2 separate regions of the Mus musculus genome follow, and region 2 is linked to region 1. Evidence: chromatin loops called from intact Hi-C (ENCODE). Cell type or tissue: heart. All regions are shown on one strand. Links, peaks and the distances in the headings refer to the core of each region. The heading gives the core; the rest is flanking DNA.

Region 1 (11,962 bases), core at 2,664-7,663:
TTCAGCTTGCTCTATAGCCAGGGCTGGCCTTGAACTCCTGATTTTCCTGCCTCCACCTCTCGAGTGCTAAGATGACAGGCATGCTCCAATTCTCCAGAGGTGGAGAGGAACTGGTCCTTCCTTCAGTTGGGGTCAGATTGAGGGCATCCGGTCTCCACATTTCATAGTTGGAAAGAGGGCGTGGTTTGTAGTTTTGAAAGCCAATGCAAAGCTACCTGTTAATAATTTTACAGAAACCAGTTCTGTGGATTGGTTGGGGGTGGGTGGGCCAGGTGACAGGCAGGTGTGGCAGTGCCCACCCACCATGGACTAGGCTGAAGGGAGGGAGGGAGGGAGAGAGAGAGAGAGAGAGAGAGAGAGAGAGCAGACCCACAGCCTGTATCAGTGGGAGGTCTTGTTTCTCTTTGGGACCTATCTTGTAGAGGAGGGACAGAGGGGAGAAGTTAGAAATTCACTGGGCTGATTGGACGGTAAGTTCCAGTATTGTTTTGACAAGCTGGCTGTACAGACCTCAAGACAGCCCACCTGCTTCCTCAGAAGCTCCACTCAGGAAGTAACTCAGCACTCTTGCTAGGAACAGAGTAGATGCATTCCTTCAGAGGTGCCTCTGGCAGGCAGAAAGATCCGGCAGTTCAGGTGACTCAGTGCTCAGTCCCTTGTCCCTCAGGCAAGTGACAGTGACTCCAGCTTCCCTGACTCCAGTCTCCTGCTTTGTAAGATGTGTGTTGTCCCCGGTGGCTGTGACAGGGAGGTTGGTTGATGTCATCCAAGCCCTCCGTGTAGCATCTGGCCTGGGATTCAGGTTGAGCGCTGCCTCAGTCAGCAGGACCTCTCTCCCTTTGATGTTCCTCTTCCCTTCCTATTCTCTGTCAGCTTCCTAGGGTGCAGAGTAGAAACCCCAAACCCTGGGCTTGGCCTGAGACAGTGACCCAAGCTGCTGAGGGTGGCCTTTAAGTTAAAGTCAGCTAAACCGAGGGGTTCCACTCCACTGGTCACAAATGGCCACATTCTAAGTGCTCAGACGTAGACGGGGAATGTGGCAAGGTTGGCGGGTACTTGCCTGGCGTGCATGAGTTGCTGGGTTCCATTCCAGCACTGTGTATAAATGGAGGTTCGTGCTTGCAAAGCTTGGCACCGGAGATGGGGAGACAGGAGGGCCAGGTATGAGGGTTCATGGTCATTCTTGACTATGTAGTGAGTTACACATATAAGACTTCCCCACCGTTCTAGAAAGTTCCTGGGCATTGCTGAAATGTAGATCCCACCCTGCTCCTGCACCAGCCAAGAGCACCAACCTTTACAATCTCTTGGTGGCTGTGTATTCTTTGTTATCACGTGTGCTGGTGACTATGTGGTCCCCGTGGTCCAGGCTGCCAGCCTGTCCTGGGACTGCCCTGGCTTGGCACCGCGACAGCCTTCACAGCCCCAGGAGTCCCGCTAGCTGGCAGGAGGATGTGGCAGGGATTCCAGGCCTGGCACCTGGCATGTCACTAAGCAAGGCCAGCAAAGCCTGAGATTGTTCCGGCCCCACCCTGACAGCTCAGGATGTCGGCTAGTACTTCAGAGAAAGGCTGCGGCTTAGCGGGAACTAGGAAGCTGGAAGAGGCTTTACTGGACCGCTGGAAAATTCTAGTTGTTCATCAGGTGAAAGAGGAGGGGAGGTGGTGGAGATTCTCTAAGAACATGGCATTGATGTTGGCTGAGGTCCCCCTCTGGCTGTACCTGCCCATCTCTTATATGCCTGATGCTGTACTATAGGGACATGGTGGCTCTAAGTCAGGTCCTGTCCCTGCTCTTTGGGGCTCATAGAGCATCAGGACAGATAGATGCACAAAGAGACCATGGTCTAGCTGGTGACACCGAGTGCTAGGACCAGCACATTGACCTACAAGAGAGGGACCATGTCATCCCTTTAGGGACCTACACAGTGGTGTCTGTCAAAGTGGTTGCTGGCACCAGCCGCAGGGCATCATCATCGAATAATGGGGTCCTGCTCATTCCTGTTTCTTTGAGAAGGGCTCTGTTTGTTGCCTTTTGATAGAGATGGTAGGAATGAATGCCTGCTGCTTCTGGAATGTTCTCAGAGTTACCACCTGATTGATAGCTAAGATTAGCTGAGCACTTAACTCTGAGTTGGACACATGACTGATGCCCCCCCCCCCCCGCCATTGCGCCTTCCCCACCATGACTGCCCCCTGTTCTTCAGAAGAGGGAAACTGAGGCAAGCCATCAGGCTGGTATCACACAGCAGCAGCTGGGGATGCTGAGGGCTTCCTGGGAGTTCTGCCAGGCCCATAGCGTTGTGAGGGGGTGGGACTGAGTGACCTTCAGCAAAACTTCCTCAAGCCACATGTCACCGTCCCTGATCCCTGTGCAGGTACAGGTTCTACACCAGGGATCGTAACACATTCAGAGGAGAGAGATCAGGCCTCAGAGGAGCTTGTGGGTCTCTAGAGCGATGATGTCAACCCCGGAGGGATGGTTCCCCCAAGACTGACTTCATCAGAGCCACAGTAAACAGGCGAAGCCCTTGGGGCTGCAGCCAGGGTCAGCTGTTCGTCCTGCCCCACTGGCTTACACAGGGTCCCATAGATGTGCTTTCTACCTAACATGCCATGAGTCAGGCCACTGGCATTTGTGTCATATGCTGAGCAGGCTCAGGTTTAGGGTTGAATTGTCTACGACTGTCCTATCCAGAGTATGGGCTTCAGGTCTGATGGGGCTCTGGGGCTGGGGCAATGCTGGTCTTTTAGGGTAGGTGGGAGGGGAGGTTCCTACCCACGGCTGTTGCTCCACATATTATTCTTAGGTAGGTGGTACAGGCTGGTCAGCTGCTAAGTTGAGAAAGGAGGGGTTCTTCAGTAAGCCAATTCCCTGTGGCGCTATGCTGAGTGCCAGCCATGTCGCAAGCACCTCCTCTGACCTATGGCGGTGTCACAGGCTTGTATCCGCTGTCAGCTGAGGCTGCTGGGAAGACACTTGCTTGCAAGGGAAGTTGAGCTGCGCCTTCAGACTGGCAAAATACAATGAAATATACCGGACGTTGTTGCTCACGACATTGAGTGGCTCAAGGGCACGCAGCTGGGGAGAGACTACGCCAGGAGGATTTGAACGTGTGCCTGTGTGTATGTGTGCATGTGTGCATGTGTGCCTTGTCTTCAGAGCCTAGCATCTTTTAAAATTTTGTAGGGTGTTTTTTTGTTTTTGTTTTTGCATTTTATTTAGTTTATTTGCATGTGTGCCATATCACACACATGGAAGTCAGAGGACAGCCTTTGAGGGGTCAGTTTTCTTTGTCCCTCCGTGCAGCTCCCAGGAACTGGAACTCGGGTCATGAGGCTTGGTGGCAGGTGCCTTTGTCTGCTGATCCATCTTGTCCAGGAACCACAGGCTCCTGTCTCTCCTCTGAGACAGGTCTCTCTGGCCCCACCTGCATTGTCTTCTCTGCCTGAGGTGGTAGAGAGGGTAGGAAGGGCCCAGGTGGGGAATCAGAGGTGTGGGTCTCCACAAGCTCAATACAGCGAGTTCTGCCTCCTCCCTCCTCCTCAGACCGGTATCTTTCCCCATCCACGAGATGAGAGTTCCGATGAGAACTGGAGCAAGATGGTGCGTACCTGTGTTCCCTGCGCCCTGCAGGTAGAGGCAGGAGGCTCAGGAGTTCAAAGTTACCTTCCCCTACACAGTCTCAGGCCTTCCTTGACTTCATGAGACCTTGCCCCAAGAAGCAAACAAACAATTCAGGTTTCCGCGCAGGAAATGAAGGTGGTATTGCTGCTCCCGTGGGAAGGTCTCTGGGTGGTGGGTGTCACCTGTCGCCAAATGTGAAGGTAGGGGTGGTAGGGTCAGTGCCCGGCCTCTGGGTTCTGCCCTTTTTAAGTGGCTTTGTGGGCACATACCATTTTTAAGTGGCTTTTAGGAGTCTGTATCTATCCCTTTGATACCTCTGGGAGACCCTGATGGGGGAAACCAAGGCACCGAAGGGTAGAACCACCTCACATCAAACTGTCCATAGTTGAGGCTGGACCCCAGGAAATCTAGTCCCCAGACCCCTGCCATTCCTGCCCTTTGCTTTTCTCCTCAGGATCCCCCCTTCCATATTTGCACCTCAGCCGCATCCCTGAATCTATCTCTTACTTGTAATTTCTCCCAGGGTGTTTTCTTGCGGCTGGCCAGGTTCTCCCAACAAAAGCAGGACCTGACCAGTGGAGTGAAGGTGGTCCTTGTAAAAGCCTCTAAGTCAGTCAGGCTGCAGGAGTGGGCACCCAGAAGCTCCTCCACATGCAAAAACTGCCCGACCAGCACCTGTTACCTGCTTCCCGAGTCACAGCTGCACCCTGGGGCCTTGTTTATGAACAGAAACCCTCCAAGGCTACTAATTTCTAGCAAGCTTACTCCTGGACATGGCTCAGGGCTGGTCAAGTGTCCCCAGGAGGAATCTGTCCCATGCAGGGTGACCCCACAGTGCCTCCTTCTCCCATGCTGAGCAGTGCCCTGCGTGGTTTGAGTGCCCCCAGACAGTGGAGCTAGGACAGGTATGGGTCTCGAATGCTGTCCTCTGGAGGAGAGTGCTTGACAGCTGGAAGGTGACCCAATGAAAACTCACAGCAGCATGCTGGGGACGGATGCTCATCACTGCTAGAGAGCTCCTGATGGTGGCAGTGTGCAGCAAGCCGTGCTTGCTCCAGTGACAGCTAAGAAAGAGCCAAGGCTCCTCTTCCCTCATCTGCTTAGTGGTCAGAGGAAGAGGTGTTTGGGTTGGAACTGATCTGAACATTTCTAACGGGCTCTGCCCCTAGGAGGGTAAGGGCTGGCTGGCTGGCATCGCCCGTGTCCTTGGCCCTCTGATCCAGCAGTGAAGGAGGGGCTTGTTCCTAATGCTGTGTTTTGTTTTGTTTTTGTCTTCATATTGATGGTGACAGCCTTGGGAAATGCTCAGGCCTGTGCGATTGTCCCCTTAGCCCTCAGATTGGGCCCTGCGCCGTTTTTCCGACTGTGGACCCTATGCAACGAAAAGCGAGTCCCGTTCTGACATCCCTACCCAGTTTAGGACTGCTTAGCCAGCCACCTGTGTGTTCTTGTGGCTCCCTGAGCGGCATCTGAGTTCTCCACCAGCATCCAATTTCGCTTTCCAAACTAAATCATGGGCTGAGGGATACAAATCCATTGGTAAAGTGTTTGCTACACAAATGAGAAGATCAGAGTTCGATCCCAGCCAAGTGACCATAAATCCTGAGGACCAGCAGGACCCTGGCACTGGGACATCGGATTCATGGGGACATTGAGCGAGCAGCCAGCCAGATGGTGTAGCAGTGAAGAGGGTTAGGTAAATGCCAGGGAGACAGTGTGTGTGTGTGTGTGTGTGTGTGTGTGTGTGTGTGTGTGTGTATGTATATGTGAGTGTGTGTGTATGTATGTGTCTGTGTGTGTGTATGTGTGTGTCTGTGTGTGTGTGTCTGTCTGTGTGTGTTGGAGGTAGGGAGCTCTCTCTTGTGTATGGATGTGTTTCTGGTGCCTGGGTCACACCAGCTGTGCCCCACAGGAAGTACTCAATAAATATTTGGCAATCTAGCCAGCTGCGCACGAAGAGAGGGAAGCAAGCTCTCAAGTCAGCAAGTGGGTGACTGATGTCAAGCCAAGTGTGGGGCAGCCTTCCCATAGCCACCCTTCTCCGTCACGGAGAGGGCTCTGGCTAGAGAGGTCACAGAGTTTCCTGTGGGTACCAGTAGAACTAGAGTCACAGTGGGCTGATGACAGATACACCCGATGCGATGATACAGGCCTCCCAGAGCCCACGTCTTCGAAATCCATTTCGTGTCACTCTGTGGAGACTCCTAGAGCCACCCGTCTCATGGCTCGTAGGAAGCGGTCTCTGAAGATACATCCTGAGAGACCTTGGTTTCTCTCTTCTGTCACTTAAGAGGCACTGGCAGCCGTGCACAGAGCCTTCTGGGTCTGGACCCCCACACCTGTTGTCTTCTGTGATCTTCAAAGTTCAAGTTCCAGAAGGGAGGTTTCATAGGGGTGGATAAAGGAAGTTAGGAGGCGTAGGCTGCAGGAGAGATGGCTGGATTTAAAAGACCTGGTGTCCTGGAATTCTCTGTGTTCATTTTGGTCTGTTGGGATCCGTGAGTTACCAACCATTAGCAAGATGTGCAGGGCGGGTCATGTGAGATAGCATGTGTGACTGACTGCCTGGCAGTTTGTCTCTTTTGATGATATCTTCCATTGGACTGAATAATACCGGTTACCTGGTCTTGATTCCTGATGCCTGGGGCTGGGTAGAGGGTTTTGTATATGAAGAGGAAACCCTGTAACTTGGTGCAGGGGCTGCACACACTGCTATGGTTATGACTGGTACCTTCTCGTGTCCTTTCATCCCCTGGGTAGCTTTCAAGTTAGGCTATGCTTCTATGGCTAGAAACCATGCAGATAAATGGAGGAATGTGACTGATCGGAGTCTTGGTCACATAGCTACTCCCTCTCCGTGGCTGGCCCTGGGACCTTCAAAGTCCTTTACCTTTCAAACCGTGACCGGTTCTTCTAGGCTTCATTGGTCCCTTGATGTGGAACACTGTTTTTATCCCCATTTCGCCAGTGACAAAATTCAGTGTCCAGAAGTCAGGGAGAGCCATTAAAAGGTACTGAAGATCTAAGCAGTGTGTACCCACATTCTAGAACTTCTCTCAAGTCCCCCCAACCCCCACCTTCTTAACATGCCCCCACAGACTTCCACGAGCCTTGCCATGTGTTTTCTTGGAGCTAATCCCAGGGTCTATGCAGGAGCACCTAACATTGTGTACATGGGCTCAGTTCCCTCGGCACCCATTGTCACCCATCCTGGAAGCCCTGGCTTGAAGCCTACAGCTCGAGGAAAGACCCGCCAGGGACTTCCCATGCATGGAAACACACACGGGCTCCTGAATCCAGCTCGGCCTTGCCAAGAACCGTATTGAGTTTATTTGTCTAAGAGTCTGCCCTGCTGGCCTTGGCTTCCGGAGAACCCAGCTTTGTAGAGCGAAGGTCCTGTGAGACAGAAGGCCACCAGGGTCAGACAGAGGGAGGCCCTTGAGACTTGAGAAGGGACTGGTGGTGCTGGTGAGCTGTGAGAGCTGACAACCCCCCAGGGCTGCTGTCCAGGTGGCAGAAGAGGAAGCACCCACACTATTTCGTTTCTTGTAGGCAACATCTCATTGTCGCCTAGGCGGACCTCGAACTTCTGATTCTCTTGTCTCCTCCTGAGAGCTACATTACAACTGTGGTTGCTGGGATTTGAACTCCTGACCTTCGGAAGAGCAGTTGGGTGCTCTTACCCACTGAGCCATCTCACTAGCCCTCAGCCTGCTTTCTTACATATCCCAGGACCACCTGCTCAGGGGATGGCACCACCTATGATATGCTGGGCCCTCCTTCACCAATCACTAATCAAATAAGATGCTCGGTAGACTTGTGTACAGGCCAATCTGATGGGAGGCAATTCCCTCATCCCAGAGAATTCTGTGTCAGGCTGACAGGAAGTGAACCAACACACAAACACAGTTTCTGTCTTCCTTAGTACTCTTTGGGAGGAAGGCCTGGCAGCTCCTTTCCTAGGAGTGTGAGTTCCTCCTTAATCTGCCAGCCCAGCTTCCTTCTTTTACCTGTCACCTTACTCATTTTCTCTCTCACAGTTGTCACCATTTTTGAATGTCCCACATGCTTTGCATAGTTACCTCTCCGTCGCGCCGCCATCCTATGGGGAATTTCATGGGAGCAGGGCTGTGGACCTTCAACAGACACACATACACAGTATGGAAACTGAAGTTCCAAAAGTCCAGGCTAGCCAGGCTGCAGCCAGAGAGAGGCAGGAGTATGGTGGCCTGTTCGATTTTTGCCTTGCTCCCTTCTGTGACATGGAGCCTGTGAACAGGCTACAATCATACTGGTTCATTCTGGCATGCCGAGGAGAGTGTGGGATGTGGACCTGCCCCTGGAGTCACAGATGTAACATCTGGGTCATCCCAGCATCCCTGTTTTGCCAAGTGGATGAAGATAGCCCTGGGAGGAGCCTCCTATCTCCTGGAGAGGCTGAGCCATATGGCTTTGTTTAAGAATGGGCCTCGGGATGTTCCCCCCAAATCTGCCCTCTGGGGAAATTTCTGCAGAACTTGTGTGGTGCTTCCATTGAATCGAGGGTTACCGCCAAGGGCAGCACTTAGACATTCTTAAAAAGGGTGGTGCTGGAGACAAAGTTGAAGGGCTCAGCTCCTCTCAGCGGGACCCAGCGCTGGTGGACGCCACAGAGAGCAGCTTTATCCGTGCACACGCAGAACCTCTTGAGCCTGCCAGAGAGTTCCTTTGCTGGGACAGTCAACTTAAAGGAGAAAGGGTTCATGTGTTTGTGGACTTTCAGGATGTGGTTGTGCAGCCATGTTGCTTTGGGGCCTCCGGTGAGGCAGAACCATGAAGGAGCAGCGTCTGGAGAGGAAGCAAATCTGTTCACTACATGGTGGCAAGGAAGCAGGGGGACAAGGGACAAGAGCACACGCCCAGCTTCATAGAGGCTCCATTGCCGGAGTGTAAGAGTATATAGGTTCCAACGGCCCTGCTGTGTGGAGAAAAGGTTCAAGGTCAGGGTCACCCTCAAGTTCATGAAAGTCCAGAGCAGGGTTCTGTGTTCCTGAACTATGAAGAGCTTACTTTGCTGTGCATGATGTATCCCCCTAGGCCCCAAACCTTCTTCCTTCCTTTTTTTCCTTCTGAAGAGGTCCCAGTGGGACCTTCCCCAGGGTAGAGTCCCTTGGAACTGTGGTACCCGTGGGGAGTTCAGGTCCCACCCGCCTGGCTGTTACTGTTCTTAGACATGTCTGCAGATTCTGGGTAGAACGGAGCTGACTTGGAGACATCTTTGAGCCCCTCATCAACCGTTTCAGTAGCAAAGGCACCTTATTGGGACAGATGCCAAAGTGCCAGGCCCAGGGACCAAATTCCCACCCTTCCCATGCCCGCAGAGAAGATGGGTCTTGGAAGGGTCGGGATATGGAAATAGCTAGCCTTGGCTCTGTTACTAAACTTCTTGAGGCATTTAGCCATAAAAGGGGGCAGCTGCCGAGGCTGGCTTCTTGATTAATGAGCCCCCTGTATGCCTCATCACAGTCCTCATGGAGTCCTGGGATGGCCCTGCCCTTCAGGCCCCCCTGCGTTGCAGGTTTTTGTTTTTGTTTTGTTTTTTTAAGCCAGGGGTCCAACTGTAGCGCAGCTGCTGTTCTAGGTGGGCGGGGACTCCGCAGCTGTGCAGCAGTGGGAGACCAGACCCCCCCCCCCCATCCTGCTGGCCTTAGCCCCATTCTGCACGGTGCGCACTGCCCTGGACTGTCCAGGTCTCTCTCTGTTTGTGGTTGTGAGATTGGGTCATGGTGGGAAGCAGGAAGAAGCCTGTGACCCGTCATATCCTCTCTCTCCATTTCCTCAGGGTGACTACAGCTCCCTTGCTTGCAGTGTGGTTGAGTGAAGTCAAGCCCTGAGCTGGGGCTAGAGTGGTCTATGGAACTAGAGTGTGTGGGGTGTGTGTTGGGGGGATATGCTTGGTGAGGGTGGGGCTTGTGGTGGGTGGGTTTTGGTGGGGTGGGTGGAGCTTTGGGCATAAGGTCTGATAGAGTGGGATCCGATGAGTGGCGACTGTGTTTGTGACGTGGGTATCTTCCTGTCACCCCATTGGAAAGATAATAGGACAAAGGCTTTTCACAATGATGGGAGAATAGGAGGTCCAAGTGGCCATGAGTAGGTAGAGCATGTAGATGGTCTACACAGTGGGGCACATTCAGCCACCAACAGAGGTGAGGCAGGGCCTCCACTCTGAGCCTGTGTAGCAGTGTTCTGAATAGGCAGATTCACACAGGTAGAATGTGATGGGCAGGTGAGGGCGTTTCCCCGTCAGGTGTTGGCTTCTTGGCATGATGGGTACTAGTCCCTGGCAGAACGACCATTGAGAACACAGATGTGGTACTGTCCTGCGCTGGAAGGGGCTTCCTGTCAGATCATGTGGCATCATCCATCCATCGCTCCTGGAGACCAGACCAGAGCATCCTACTGCTGTGCCAGGTGCCAGCACGATGGCGCCAAAGGACCCTGCTCTGCGACTGGGATGACTCAAGTTCCACTCAGCTGCCGGAGTGACAACCAGCCTGCTGCTTACAACCCAGGCCTCTATGAGGCTTCTGCTGCGGCACTTAGCGGCGGCTCCAGTCTGGAGTGGCTGATAGAGAGAGGGACTTTCCAGATAGGCTTTTCCTTTTGGGGTGTGGGAGCCCCCCATCCCACTGGAATGTATGTCTTGAGTCAGCCTAGAGCCTCGTCCTGGGGGCTGAAGACTCATGAGTCATGTGCTCATCACCATGGAAACCGGCGATTGGCTGGGGCGGGCGGCAGAGCTGATCTCTGAAAGACAGGATGGTGAAGGATGTTGGATGAGCACCCCACTGGATGAGAAGCCTGTGAAAGCAGATAATTAATGGAAACATTAGCTCTGAAGGTCTTGGGGTTTGGGAAGGGGGAACACTGGCGAGGGACCCCCCCAGCCACCTGCTCTGTCTCCCATTTAGGTCTTGGATGCGTTTGAGCCAGGCTTATCACAGAATTCTAGAGGGCGGGTTTTTTTTTTTTTTTTTAATAGCAGGCCCTCTTACACGAGCCCATATTAGTTCCATAGCAGAACACCGCCACGGCTCTGAGATTTGTCCCCACCTCCCATGAGAAGGCAGTGTCCCCAATGCACAACTCATAGTGTCCCAGAAGGCTGTACCCCAAGAGCCAGGACCTTGGGTGCTGGATGTCTGTATCCTTAGTACCCAACACATGCTGACCCAACATGGTGCTTAGTTCAGAAACCCTAGTGCCAAAGCCATCTTGTTAGAACGTGGCCAGAAAGTAGCGCCCAGCTGAGGCAGCAGTGGGTCCCTCATTCCTGGCCAGGGCTCCCAGGACTCCTTAATATCTCTCTAATGAGAGTAATTTGGCAACAGCAGAAAACACGCTCTAACCCTTTGTCCCAGTAATTCCATTTCTGGGAATCTGGCCTAAAGAAATAATCCTAAATATAGGCTAGAAAAACAGGCTTCACAGGGATGTTCACCTCGGAGTTGTTTATCGCTCATGCAAAGCAGACCGGCGGGAGCAGAGAGAAACTCCCGAGTGGATGCTCGTAGGTACAGCGCAAGCACATTCTTTGATTTGGGACTCAGGGAAAAAAAAGTTTAGGGCCGTTGAGATGACTCACAGGGTAAAGTCAGCAAGCCTGACATAAAGGCAGCAGGCTTGACGACCTGAGCGTGATCCCTGGGTGGAAGGAGAGAACTGACTCCCACAAGTGGATTGCAACATATAAACTGTGTGTGTGTGTGTGTGTGTGTGTGTGTGTGTGTGTGTGTGTGTACATACACATATGTGCACAGTAGATAAAGAGTAATACAAGTTCCAGTTAAGAATAGTCAGGAGAGCCTGAGAGATGGGTGCAGTGTAAGAGACCTTGTTTTACAAGCATAAAGACACAGGTTCGAATCCCCAGCATTCATGTAAAGGCCAGGCATGGCAATACACATCTGTGACTCCAGTGTCTCAGAAGAGACAGGTTGAGGCCCATAGCGCAGAAGCCAAATCAGACTAGACAGAAGCAGGCTAGCTGCAGGTTTAGTGAGACCCTAACTCAAGAGGGTGACCAAAAATCGATAACTGTATCACGGGGCATTCAATGTCCCCTGGCTTCTGTATACCTCTGCATGGCACATGTACACAGCACAGCATACATTTGTGTACCCAGTATTCAGATCAGAGTTACATACAGTCAAAATTTAAATGAAAGAAATATATTGGAGTATTAATGAATATTTTGTGTGTGTGTGTGTGTGTGTGTGTGTGTGTGTGAGAGAGAGAGAGAGAGAGAGAGAGAGAGAGAGAGAGAGAGAAATGAACCTAGATTCTCGAACCTGAT
Region 2 (11,962 bases), core at 2,359-7,358, 110 kb before region 1:
AGTGTCTCCCCTGGGCCACAGAGACAGCTTTTGCCCATCTCCAGCACGGACAGAATGGGAGCTCTCCCCGCACTCCCCAAGACATGCAGCACACAGAGAAACCTTGTCTCGAAAAACGAAACAAAACAACAAAACAAGAAACATGTAGCTTAGGCTGGCTGCTAACTCATGTTCCTCCAGCCTCAGCCTTCCTAAGTGCTGGGCTTACAAACTTGTGCTACCACAACTGGCTAAGTGTTTTACTTAGTGAGGGAGGCAAGCTGAAACCTGTCTCCTCCTCTTCCTAGCCCCTGACGGCTGTTCTTAGTGTGCCTTCAAGAGCTGGCATAAGTAAATAGTCCCATCTCAGGGACGCTAAGAACTTTCTGTGCTATTCACTATATAGTGAAACCCAGGTCAACGCTTGCATTCACTACTACTGGGGCATTCAGTACTCATAGGAGGCAGAGAGAGCTTGTGTGTGTGTGCATGGTGTATTTGTGTGCACGTTCATGAGTGAATGCAGACATGCACATGTCACAGCACTTGTGTAGAGGTCAGAGGTCAATCTTGGGTGTTTTTGTTTTCCACCTTGTTTGACACAGGGTCTCCTGTACTGCCACTGTGTATGCCACGCTAGCTGGCCCGTGGTCTTATGGTGGATTTTTCTTTTCTCTGTTCCCATTTTGTAGTAGAAGCACTGGGATTATAGTCACCTGGGACCAAGTCAGTGTCTGTGAATTCTGGGGATGTGAACTTGTGTTCGAAGCAATTTCACCATCTCTTGAGACCAGTTGTAGGTGTTAGAGATTTGACTTGCCGGGGACTGGAGATGAGGAAGACGTGTGGAAGGGCTCCTCCCCACCAATGACGGAAGGGGACTTTTTTTATTGTCTCCAAGTTGTCACATTGGCCCATTTGATGCCTGTCCTAGTGTGGGAACTGAAGACCAGGGTTGGCCAGGTTTAGTCTGAGACTCTGGAATGGCCTGTGGTGTGGGTGGAACCCAAGGCTGCTAGATCACTCTGGGGGAGATTTGTTTCCTGAGACCCTTGGAGGGGCTCTCCTCAGGACGCTGAGGGTTGGTGTCCTCTCCCAGTACTGCCTCCCAAAGCAAAGGCCAGGAAGCATCAAAGACCAGAGAAGAGGCCTTCTGTGGGGGCTATTTCAGAAGAGGGAGGGGGCATTTCCTTAAAATTTTCTCTTCCCTTCCCTTCCCTTCCCTTCCCTTCCCTTCCCTTCCCTTCCCTTCCCTTCCCTTCCCTTCCCTTCCCTTCCCTTCCCTTCCCTTCCCTTCCCTTCCCTTCCCTTCCCTTCCCTTCCCTTCCCTTCTCTTCTCTTCTCTTCTCTTCTCTTCTCTTCTCTTCTCTTCTCTTCTCAGACATATACTACAAGTTGGCTTCGAACGCACAGCCAAAGATGACCTTGAATTCAAGTGCTTGCTTCCAACTTCCTTAGAGCTAGGATTATATGCTCATGCCACCTTGTGGGGTTAGGTAGTGATGTAGTGTCCGAGAACCAATCTAGGGTCTTGTGCATGGTAGATAAACACTCTCCTGACAACTGAGGTACACCCCCAGTCCTATTTATTTATCTTATTTTGTTTTTAAAAACAGGGCCTTCTGTCTCGACTGGCCTGAAATTTACTATGTAGCTCAAACTGGCCTTGCGCCCACAGCAATCCTCCTGCCTCAGCCCCCCCTGAGTACTGAGCTTGTAGTGGTGAGCGACCATGCATAGCTCTGTGGAGCGGGATAGTTTCAACCCCAAGAAACTGTTCTGTGGACCCATCTGGCCATCCCTGGGGAAGCAGCTTGTGTTGGAAAGGCGGTGTCAGGGGTGCAGCGGGCAGAACCCCAGCTTTCGGCCCAGTCTTGGACTAGGAAGGGGAAGTACTGGTCGGCATCCTCTTGGTCATGGGGCTGACTTTATTTCCCAAGCCCGGCCCAGGATGGCGTGGTGGTTAGGGGCGCAGGGCTAGTGCTCAGCTGTGCACCCTCGGGGGCGCGGCCCGCGTGACGTCCCCTCGAACACTACCCACATTCCGGGGCGCGGCGCGGGGACTGTCGACGCTTGCCCAACCCCGGCCCCCTCCCCAGGGGCCGCCCCTCCCGTCGGGCCGCGCCCGCCTCCACCAAGTCCCCGCCCGGGGCCCGGCCCATCCCGGACTCCGCCCGCCCCGGGGAGGCCGAAGCCGCTGTTGCCGCCATTGACGTCAGAGGGCGGGCACATGACCCCGCGGGGACCAATCGCGCGCGCCAGCCTCCCGCAATCTCCCCGGCAGCCGGCGCGGCCCCCGCCCGCAGCACACACTCGCGGACGGACGCGGACACACGCACCGCACAGCGCGCCCGCGCGAGGCCGAGACACGCCCGCGCCCGCCGTCCCCGGCGCCGCCCCCGCCCCCCGAGGACCCGATCCTCTCTGCGCCCCGCGATCGCCCGCCGCCCTCGCCGCAGTCGCCAACCCGTTCGCGCCGGCATGCGCCCCAGCAGCTAGAAGGAAGCAGCCCAGGAAGCGCCCCGCGCGCCCCCGCCTGCCCCCGCGCGCTCCCGTTCGTCCCCGCGGGGCGCCCCCAGCCCACGCCCCCCCACCTTCCCGGCGGTGGGGGGGTGCGGGCCCTCCGCGGGGGCCCCGCCGGCCCGGCCCCACGCCAGCCGCGATCGCGCGCGCGGCCCCCGCCCCGGCGCGGCCATGGATGTGACGAGCAGCTCGGGCGGCGGCGACCCCCGGCAGATCGAGGAGACCAAGCCGCTGCTTGGGAGCGACGTGTCTGGCCCCGAGGGCACCAAGGTGATGGGCGCCGTGCCTTGCCGCCGGGCCCTGCTGCTTTGCAACGGGATGAGGTACAAGCTGCTGCAGGAGGGCGACATTCAGGTCTGTGTCATCCGGCACCCTCGGACCTTTCTCAGCAAGATCCTCACCTCCAAATTCCTGAGGCGCTGGGAGCCGCACCACCTAACGCTGGCCGACAACAGCTTAGCATCCGCCACGGTGAGTGGCCCTGCGTGGCCGTGGGGCTTCCCAAGCTGGGGTCCCTCGGGACCGAGGCGCCCCGCTGCTTGTCTCCGAGCGCGCGGCCCCCTAGTCCCGGCCTGCGCACGGGGCTGGGCTGGAACCTCTAGACTTGATCCTCCAAGGCAGGCTATGGGAATCCTCTTTCGTGTCCTGGACACTTAGCCCACCCGGGCTGAGCGCTTGGGGACTTTTGCCTAAACGCTTGCGTTTCTGATGTCTGGGACCCTAGACTGGGCCCTGAGGATAGTGGTGTTTGTTCCTTTTCTGAACTCGTTGCCCATCTGGATCTGAGCTACAGGAGAAAACAAAACGCAACCCTCTCCTCCATAAAAGCCGTAACCCCCCAGCGCCAACAATTTCCAGAAAGCAACTCCTGCGTTTGCTTTAGCCTGCCTTTACCCTTTTTTTTTTCCCCTGCCGGGCCTGGCAAGGCAAAACCGGGTGCCTGCCCTTTCTAAAAATCTCCTTCGCACGTTAGGAGGTTGGAGGGTGGGGGGCAGGGGGCCGAGGTCCTGGACCCGCTCAGACCCTGGGATAGTCGAGTTCTCTGGGTAGAAGCAGCTGGGCTGCCCAGCCTGCCCTTGCGTTGTCTGTGGAGCGTGTGTAAGCATGTTTTGTGGCTGCGTCCTGTTTTGTTACAGTTTTTTTTTTTTTTTTTTTTTTTTTTTTTTTTTTTGCTGTGTGGCCAGGGCCAGGTCAGCTGGATGAGATGGAGAAAGGAGGATCTTACTAGTTGCTTTCGGAAATCGAATCTGCAAATGGTGGCCTTCTTCCTCCTGGGGACAGACAGCTGTGGTGGGGTCGAGGAGGGGGAGTGGGGGCGGTGGGCAGGGCCTATACAGGATGCTTTGTGTTTTCCAACAAGGGCAGTTTCAAATACAGGCTCTGGCTGGGCCTTAGCCTGGCGCTTGGGGACTTATCTTTGTAGGGGCCCCCTTCTTGTCTAGAACGGACCGTACCCCCGTGGCAGGCTCCGTGGTGTTTACTAAACATCATGGGAGGGGGCAGAGTGCACCGCCTTGCTCACACCTGTGCCAAGAAAGCCCAGCCAGGAAACAGGGTGTTGCTTACATGCATGCCACAAATGTGTAGCGTGTGTAGACATTGCCTCGGCATCCATGTTCCCTTGGTGGTGTGTCACAAACTGTGACACATGCTCCGAGGAATGGGGAGTGGGGAAAAGTTAGCCTAGACACCCTGCTGCCTGAGTCCACTTCCCCTACCCCTTTGTGGTACATGAGGACATTTATTCTGAATTTTGGCTCTGATATACTCAAAACCACCAATTTTTTGGTTTTTTTTTTCCCCCTAGGCTGTGGGCATGTTGGTGCAGTAACTGCAGACTTTGTCCCCAGGAGGATTGAGGGTTGCCGGGAGGTGGCCCGGTCTTCTCCTAGGCTGGTGTGTGTTCTTAAACCTGCCTTGAGTCATAGGCTTCGGCCTTGATCTCCATTTGATTGGCTAGTACCGAGGGTTTCAGGTCCCAGAGGTGCCTGGTAACCTTCCCTCGGCTCTGGAGACCCCAAGTTTGGCTTTAGCTTTAGTACCTGGCTGAGTTGGGGGTGGGGGTGTCTTTTTAGGCTCTGTTCTTCTCCCTGCCATCCCTCAAAATGCCAAGGAGTTGTCAGCGAAGGCCAGTAGTTGAGAGGAACGGTGACCCGCTATAGGAAGGACAGGACATTCCCTGGTCCTCCCGGGGCACAGTCACTGTGTGGCTAGCTGATCTTTGACTACCTCAGGCTAGAGGCCCCCTACTTTCCCTGGCTGCTCAAGAGGTCTGTCTGTTGGAAGAGAGCAGTAAGGAATCAGACCAGAGAGTCCCCAGCAGCCAGGTCCCCCGACCCACTCATGCCAGCTGAGGTGTGTGTGTGTGTGTGTGTGGGGGGGGCTACCTCCGAGGAACACCTGAGTCCTGTGTTTGGCCCCGGGTTGTCTGAGGCACAAGTCTGGTCTTGGTGGAGCGGTGTTGTGTGTCAGAAAATGGGGAAAAAGGAACTGGAAACATGGCCCAGGCTGGTATAATCCCGCCCTTCTAATTCTTCACCTGGCATGAGGGAATTCCATCCATGTAGCTCGTGCTTTGTGGGGGCGTCAACGAGGGTGGGGGCTCCAGTGGAGGCCTCTAGTGGAGGTGTGTGACTCCCCCACCCCCCTAGGGCCTGTGTGGATGGAGGTGTGGCCACCAGGGCCTGTAGCATTGGTCTCCAGGCCAGAGGTGGGGTTGGGGTTTGCTACTAGGGATCTTGTCCCATGTCAAGATATTTGCTTTGTGTCCGAGATATTTGCTTTGTGTCCGTTCCCTAGGAAGTGGAGGAGCCTCCTTGGGGTTCCCTTAGGCCTGGGCATTATGTAACCTGTCTGCATTTTATAGTGCGGCCCAACCACTGTATTGAGAAATGTTTGCTCAAATGAAACAAAGGTGAATTTGAGTGCAGTTCATTCCCAGAAAACCACTGGTAGCCCCTGGCCCAGCCTTGAGTCGCCCGTGTCGGAGTGTGTCTCCCACAGGGGTGAGACGTATGTGGTCTGTAAGAAGCTTAGTTGAGAATTGTTTGGGGGGCTAGCCAGTTAATTGGGTGGACTTCAGGAACTGAACCCACAGTGACTGATCAGGCTTTAAATCTGTCAACAAACAATCCACTCCTTTGCCCAAACCATCCACTGAGTCCGCTGTCTATACCTGAACTGCGAGGGATAGAGGCTTCCTAGACCCCAGCTTGCCCCGTGCTGGGGTGCAAGCCAAGTTTCGTGGGGGGGTTGTCTCTCAGTCCCTTCTGGTCTGGCTTTCCAGCTGGTGACACACTTATTGTGGAAATCTTTTAGTTCCCTGGGTCAGGAGACCTAAAAGGGAGATTGGTGCCACCAGACCTGACTCCCCTCCCCTGACCTGGCTGTAAACTTTGCCCTCCGTGGGGTCAGGTCAGAGCTTGCCCTGTGCTGTCTACTAGTCTGGTTACTGATTAAACCCCAGCAGAAGCCAGGCCAGGTTTGATGAACTTGGGAGACTTTGGATCCTTTGGAACCGGAATGCTTGTCAACAAAGGGGAGGAGGTCTCTAGCATCTGTAGGAGGGATCGTGGGGGGTCGCTGAAGGACAGAGGCTGGACCTTCTTGAGGAAAGGCCGATCTGCCCATGCATTGTCTCAGTCCTCACGTGTACTTGCCTATCCCTGGGTCTTCCTGGGCTCAGCCGTGGCTGCCTACCTTGTTATAGGTTGGAACCTACAACGAGCCCAGATTTTTGTAGAGGTGTCCTCGTTGGAGAGGACAGGCATCCATCTTGCCTGCCGTTGGTTGCTTGGCTAAATTTGATCACCTGCTAGACGTGTTTGTCTTTTGTCTCTACCCTTTGTTTCCACTGCACCAAAGAACTACAAAAAAAAAAAAAAAAAAAGCACTCCTACCTTTTATTTCATCTCACGGTTGAAAACAAACCAGAACAAAACAAAAACTAAACAATCGGTTTCAGAATGGCGGGTCTGATCTGCAAAGCCCTTTCTTTCTTCCTTTGCTTGCTGAGCAGGGATTCGGACACAAGGGACAGGAGGAGTCTTTATTCTCCAGCCGCTTTCCTCCAGGGCTGCCGTTCACATTGTCTGCACGGCTGCGCTGACTCCCAACATCTCTGGGAATCTGGTTGTTCCTGTCCATGCCTCTTTTTCCCCCTCCGGGGCTTGTCTGAGCATCCATCCTATGAACTTGGATTTAGTTTCAGCAGAATGCTCTGAGATCTACTGCGTGGCCCTTCCCTCCAAATGCTGGGATTTTCTTTTTTTTTTTCCTCTTGAGAATGAAACCCTCCAGTCCCCAGAGATCCCATCTATGAGCACACGAATGCTGGAGTATGAGCTAACATTTTTTTTTCCTGTTTTGCCACGTAGGTCCCTCCTCTGTCCGCTCCATCCTTTCCTCCCTCCGTTCATGACTCTGCCATTTAGTAAGCGCTTTATTTATTTATTTTATTTTATAAATGTCACGAGTAGATATCGGAGAACATCAGATTTGTTTCCTAGGTAGTTGTGTGTTCAGAAATGGGGGGCAGGGATGGTCAGGACGAGAGATGAACACTGTTCTCTGTGGTTGGGCAGGATGGCCTGCCTTCCACCCGCTGTAGGAAGACAGTGCGTTTTAAGGAGAGCTGCCCAATCAGACCACCGGTACCCTTCCTGGTAGAAGGTGTTTTGCTGGGTGCTCTCCTACTGGGACCACAAGGAAGCCTTGTGTTTTTGGGACCCCGGGTGGCTTAGGACTTTCTGGGCATTTTGTGGGGAGCCCAGGAGCTGAATTATTCCAAAGGCAAAGTGCCCTAGGGGACCCACCACCGGCCACTTTCCCTCCCTCACCACCTCTCTCTAAGGGGACCAGCCTGGCATTTCATTGGAATGGATATTTGAGATGGTCTAGTTACGCCCTTGATTAAAGGATTAAAGGAGCTATAGCAGCGCCCCCACCGTGGGGCAGAACAAACTTCGGTTTTACCGTAGTCACGTGGAGCACGGCTGGAGCCTGAGGTGGCAGCTTCCTGGCTGTGGAACTTTGGGCACCTTGCTTTCCCTGAGGGGGCCTTTATTTGTCTTCATGTGCAGGGTGACAGTTTACCTCATTTATTATGGTGATAATTGAGATGTTGACACCGGTTCTGGTAGTGGGACAGCCAGCACACAGTCAGGAAGAGTTTTCATGATGAGACAGAGCCTCCTGAATGAGCTCTGTGGAAATGGAAGGGTTATGGCAGCCAAGATGGCTCAGCACTTAAAAGTCCTACTACCCGAGTATGATCCTTGGGACCAGGAGGTGGAAGGAGAGACTCCTGCAAGTTGTCCTGACCTCCACACACACAAACTTGTCTCCTCCGCCTCCTCCCCCCCTCCCCGCCCCCGCACCAAAAAGAATCTTTTTTTTTTTTTAAAGTAAAAATCTTTGCTATTTAAAGAGGGGCAGTCACTTGAGGTACACAGAATCCTTGGGGAAGTTAGAGGTGACTGCAGAGTTCCTGAGTTGAGGTTGTAAGGTTGTTTCAGGCAGTTTAGAAGAGTTTCTCAAGGGGTTCTTTAAAAAATATCATCTATGTGATTTTAAAGAAATACATGTATATGTCTATGTGTGTATGTACATATGTTTGTGTGTGAGTGTATGTGTATATGTGTGTGTGTGTGTGTGTGTAATTGAATCAGTGTGCACATTACCAAATGCATCCAAAGTACAGGGGCAGGATGTAGCTTCACCTCGTGCGTCTAGAGTCCTTGGTGGTCATCGTTCAAGGCAATCCTGTTGTCTGTTTCCTTGGTTTTCCTTGCTGGGCACTCTGGACACGAGCACACAATTCTGCATTGTTACTAGACTCTGTGTTTGGAGTTCGCTATACATCCGCACACGTGTGACTGTCCTCTCCTCCCTGCTATGTAATTTTCCCATCTTGAAGTGTACTGTACTAATGTCGTAAGCAGACCAGTTCCCCCGTTGTTGGGCATTTAGCTTCCTCTCAGTTGTTGGCAACTCCCCATTTTTATCAGCGGAACTTGTATCTGTTTTAACAGTTTAAATGTTTGTGTACTTTCTTGGGTGTGTGTGTGGGGGGGGGAGGGGGGGATGCTTCAGTCTGACAGAATGTCACCAGGAAGTGAGTGAGTTTTCACGGGGTCTGTCTGCCAGCCCTGCCACCAGGAGCAGAGGGAAGATGCTATGAGAGTTACCTGCATCTTCACTCTGAGGACCATGGTCTGGGCTGCTCAAACTGAGCCTCATTTTCTTCTGCCTTCTGCCTTCCTGTTTTCCTCAGAATGAGAGCCAGGTGGTCAAGCCCCATAACAAGAGGGGGGGCGGGGGTGCAGAATTTCCCTTCCTTTCTCCTCTCTCTGAACAGGTAGCTAGTGAATCCTTAGGTGGTCTGGGGGTGGGCACATCTTTCAAAAGGCCACTTCACTGTCTCCCTGTAGAGCCCTAACCAGAGGGGCTGTGGTGGGTGTTAGAGGTGCCTGCTCTGTTTTGTGTGTGTGTGTGTGTGTGTGTGTGTGTGTGTGTGTGTGTGTGTGTGTTGTGTGTATCTCCAGACCGAGGCGGGTGGCAAGTTGTTCCTGTATAAAGGACCCACCTCCTCACTTCTGCCATGTGTAAGATAGGCTGGGCATGGTAAGTGAGCGCTAGGAGATCAGACGCCGTGTATGACACAGACTTGACATCAGACAGGTGACCTGGAGTCCAGCCTCTGCAGCTTCCCAGACGACTGCCTTATCTGCTGAGGGAAGATTGTGAGGACTTCCTTTCAGCCTTGATGTTGAGGTTAAGGGAGGCAAGGTATTCATTCAACAGATAAAAGCCACTGTTCTGGGGACTTGGGAGAGAGACAGCAAACAGCAGGCTACTAAGGCCAGTAAGCTGGTGGCTTAAGGGAGTCTGTATGTCAAGAGGTGTGGCATTGCTGTTTGGGGGAAGGGCTTTTCAGAGGGACTGGACAAATGCAAAAGGCTCTGAGGCCAGGGGGAATTTAGAAATCACCCGGCTGGCATTTAAAAATTGCTTGTGTTCACTTTCCCCTGTTCCCCTGGGGCCTGTTGTTTGTTTGTTTTTTTTTTTTTTCTTCGAGACAGGGTTTCTCTGTGTAGCCCTGGCTGTCCTGGAACTCGCTCTGTAGACCAGGCTGGCCTCAAACTCAGAAATCCACCTGCCTCTGCCTCCTCAGTGCTGGGATTAAAGACCTGTGCACCTTGCCCAACTGTTGCTTATTTTATTTTTTTAAGATCTGTATATTTATTTTATGTGAGTCTACTGTCGCTCTCTTCAGACACACCAGAAGAGGTCATCAGATCCCATTACAGATGGTTGTGAGCCACTATGTGGGTGCTGGGAATTGAACTCAGGACCTCTGGAAGAGCAGTCAATGCTCTCAACTGCTGAGCCATCTCCCCAGCCCGTATTTTTTTAAAATATTTATTTATTATATGTAAGTACACTGTAGCTGTCTTCAGACACTCCAGAAGACGGCATCAGATTTCGTTACTGATGGTTGTGAGCCACCATGTGGTTGCTGAGATTTGAACTCAGGACCTTTGGAAGAGCAGTCAGCGCTCTTAACCGCTGAGCCATCTCACCAGCCCCCCCCCCAGCCTGTATTTTAAACCTTGTAATTTTAGCACTCGAAAGGTTGAGGCAGGAGGATTGACACCAGTTTTGAGGTTAACCTGGGTTAAATAGTGAGTCCCTGGTTTTTCTGTTTTTGTTTGTTTGTTTGTTTGTTTGTTTCAGCAAGCATCTAGAATATTCTAGGGTATAGGCTGCTGCTGGTCGCAGGAAGTTTCAGTTTAGTTCTCTCTCCTTTCCTCCCTCCCCACTTCCCTGTTTCCTCTTTGAAAAGAGAGTTCCTTCCCAATAAAGAGTGAAGAACGGCTTTGTAGTATTTGTGTTGAAAGGGTCTTAAATTACTCAGCCTGTAGAATGCTTATATGAGTACACTGTCTTAAGACACACCAGAAGAGGGCATCGGAGATGGTTGTGAACCACCATATGGTTGGCTGGGAATTGAACTCGGGACCTCTGGAAGAGCAGCCAGTGCTCTTATCCCCTGAGCCATCTCTCCAGCCCTCTGGGAGAATGCTTTTAAAGCAAACTCTTGGTGAATAACCAGCTTCCAATGATCCCAGGTTCTGGAATCCTCACTTTGCAGGTGGGGAGGGGCTGATGGGAAGTGTGCTGGCCCAAAGACCCTTGGCCATGATTCAGGAATGAGGGTGGCCCCCACAGTTGCTTCCTACCCTGGCCTTGGTCCCCATTGTTTTCCAGGTTGTTATCAGCTGTGAGAATTAGGTTGTGGAACTAGGCAGGTGAGTTGGCTCCTCTGGTCTGCTGGTGGGCGGGCTTATGGGAATCGGGCCGGAAAGCAGGTGCTCACCTGTTGGGGCTGGGCTCGTTGGGTCCAGCTCAGGAGAGGTCACCCGTGGGGAACAAACACCTGGACTTCTGTTGGTTTTCTTGGGTGTCCTGAGGCTGTCCTGGACTCTTGAAGACAGCAGGCCTGAATTCTCTGTTTCTCAGTCTAGCTCCCTGGCTAGGTTGAATGAATAAATGTATTTGTTCCAGGCCCAGCTGGAGAATCTGTCAGCCAGGGCTGACTAGCTGTGTAATGAGCAGCCCCCACTCCCACCCAGAGGCCCACTGGCTTCAGGCAATGGTGGTTGTTTTTTTTTTTTTTTCTCATCAGGGTTCCAGAGGTATCTTTGTTGGGCCCTGCCCCATTTATCTCTTAGGTACCTGGCCTCCTTTGTATTCTGTTCCAACTTGGGCCTCCTCTAGGTCCGTCCTCTGTGGGGATGGAGGAGCAAGAGTCAAGGACCACACCTGAGCCCAGGTGAGGCCAGGAAATGTGAGTTAGAGATGTGTCTTGGAGCTGCTGTGGTGGAGTACACCGGGAGTCTCAGCCCTTGGGAGTCTGAGGCAGGAGGATCATCAGTTTGAGGCCAGCCTGGACTGCACTGGAAGGGGGTGGGGGGTAGGCTAGCTTGAGCCACAGAGAGATCTAAATCAGATTAACAAATTAAACTAAACCGTGCATGGTGACGCACGCCTTTAATCCCAGCACGTGGGAGGCAGAGGCAGGCAGATTTCTGAGTTCGAGGCCAGCCTGGTCTATAAAGTGAGTTCCAGGACAGCCAGGGCTATACAGAGAAACCCTGTTCTGAAAAACCAAACCCAAAACAAAACAAAACAAAACAAAAAACCAAAAACCAAACAAAACAACAACAACAAAAAACAACCAACCAAATTAAACTAAAATAGATGACACTCAGGAAGAGGGGGCTCTGGAGGAGCTGTGTGGCTCACCCACCTCGGCATGCAGCGGTGGCCTTGAGGTCCCCAAGGCACTAACTAGCACAGCCACTTAGAATGGAAAGGGTACTGATCTCTCAGGAGGCTGCTGGCAGGCTTGGAATTTGTTCTTCTTTGGGAAGGAACAGTGGAGGGGAAGAAGCCT

What was found. Hi-C counts contacts between places; a loop is a spot of excess contacts. Peaks named below come from ENCODE experiments on the same cell type or tissue, not always from the same donor. Only the 100,000 strongest peaks of a DNase experiment are listed, where the experiment ranks them.
Region 2: it touches region 1 in a loop (1.9-fold over the local background); 10 of 42 quality-filtered maps call a loop at or near these places.

What each region holds. Positions count from the first base shown.
Region 1 is chr8:117,362,031-117,373,992 of GRCm38, forward strand. All of the region lies in intron 1 of Cmip (c-Maf inducing protein), which reads left to right. Among named protein-coding and RNA genes, the nearest start is that of Gm51554, 53 kb to the left of the region's middle. In heart, for the core only: a CTCF peak has its summit at 4,651; DNase peaks (open chromatin) are centred at 2,936, 5,601 and 6,911.
Region 2 is chr8:117,254,429-117,266,390 of GRCm38, forward strand. Cmip (c-Maf inducing protein) reads left to right here and starts at 2,591. Exons shown (of 21, transcript NM_001163262.1): 1 at 2,591-2,973. The coding sequence starts at 2,674. In heart, for the core only: no CTCF peak of the experiment used is centred there; DNase peaks (open chromatin) are centred at 2,903, 3,903 and 5,193; H3K4me3 peaks cover 3,288 bases; H3K27ac peaks cover 3,739 bases.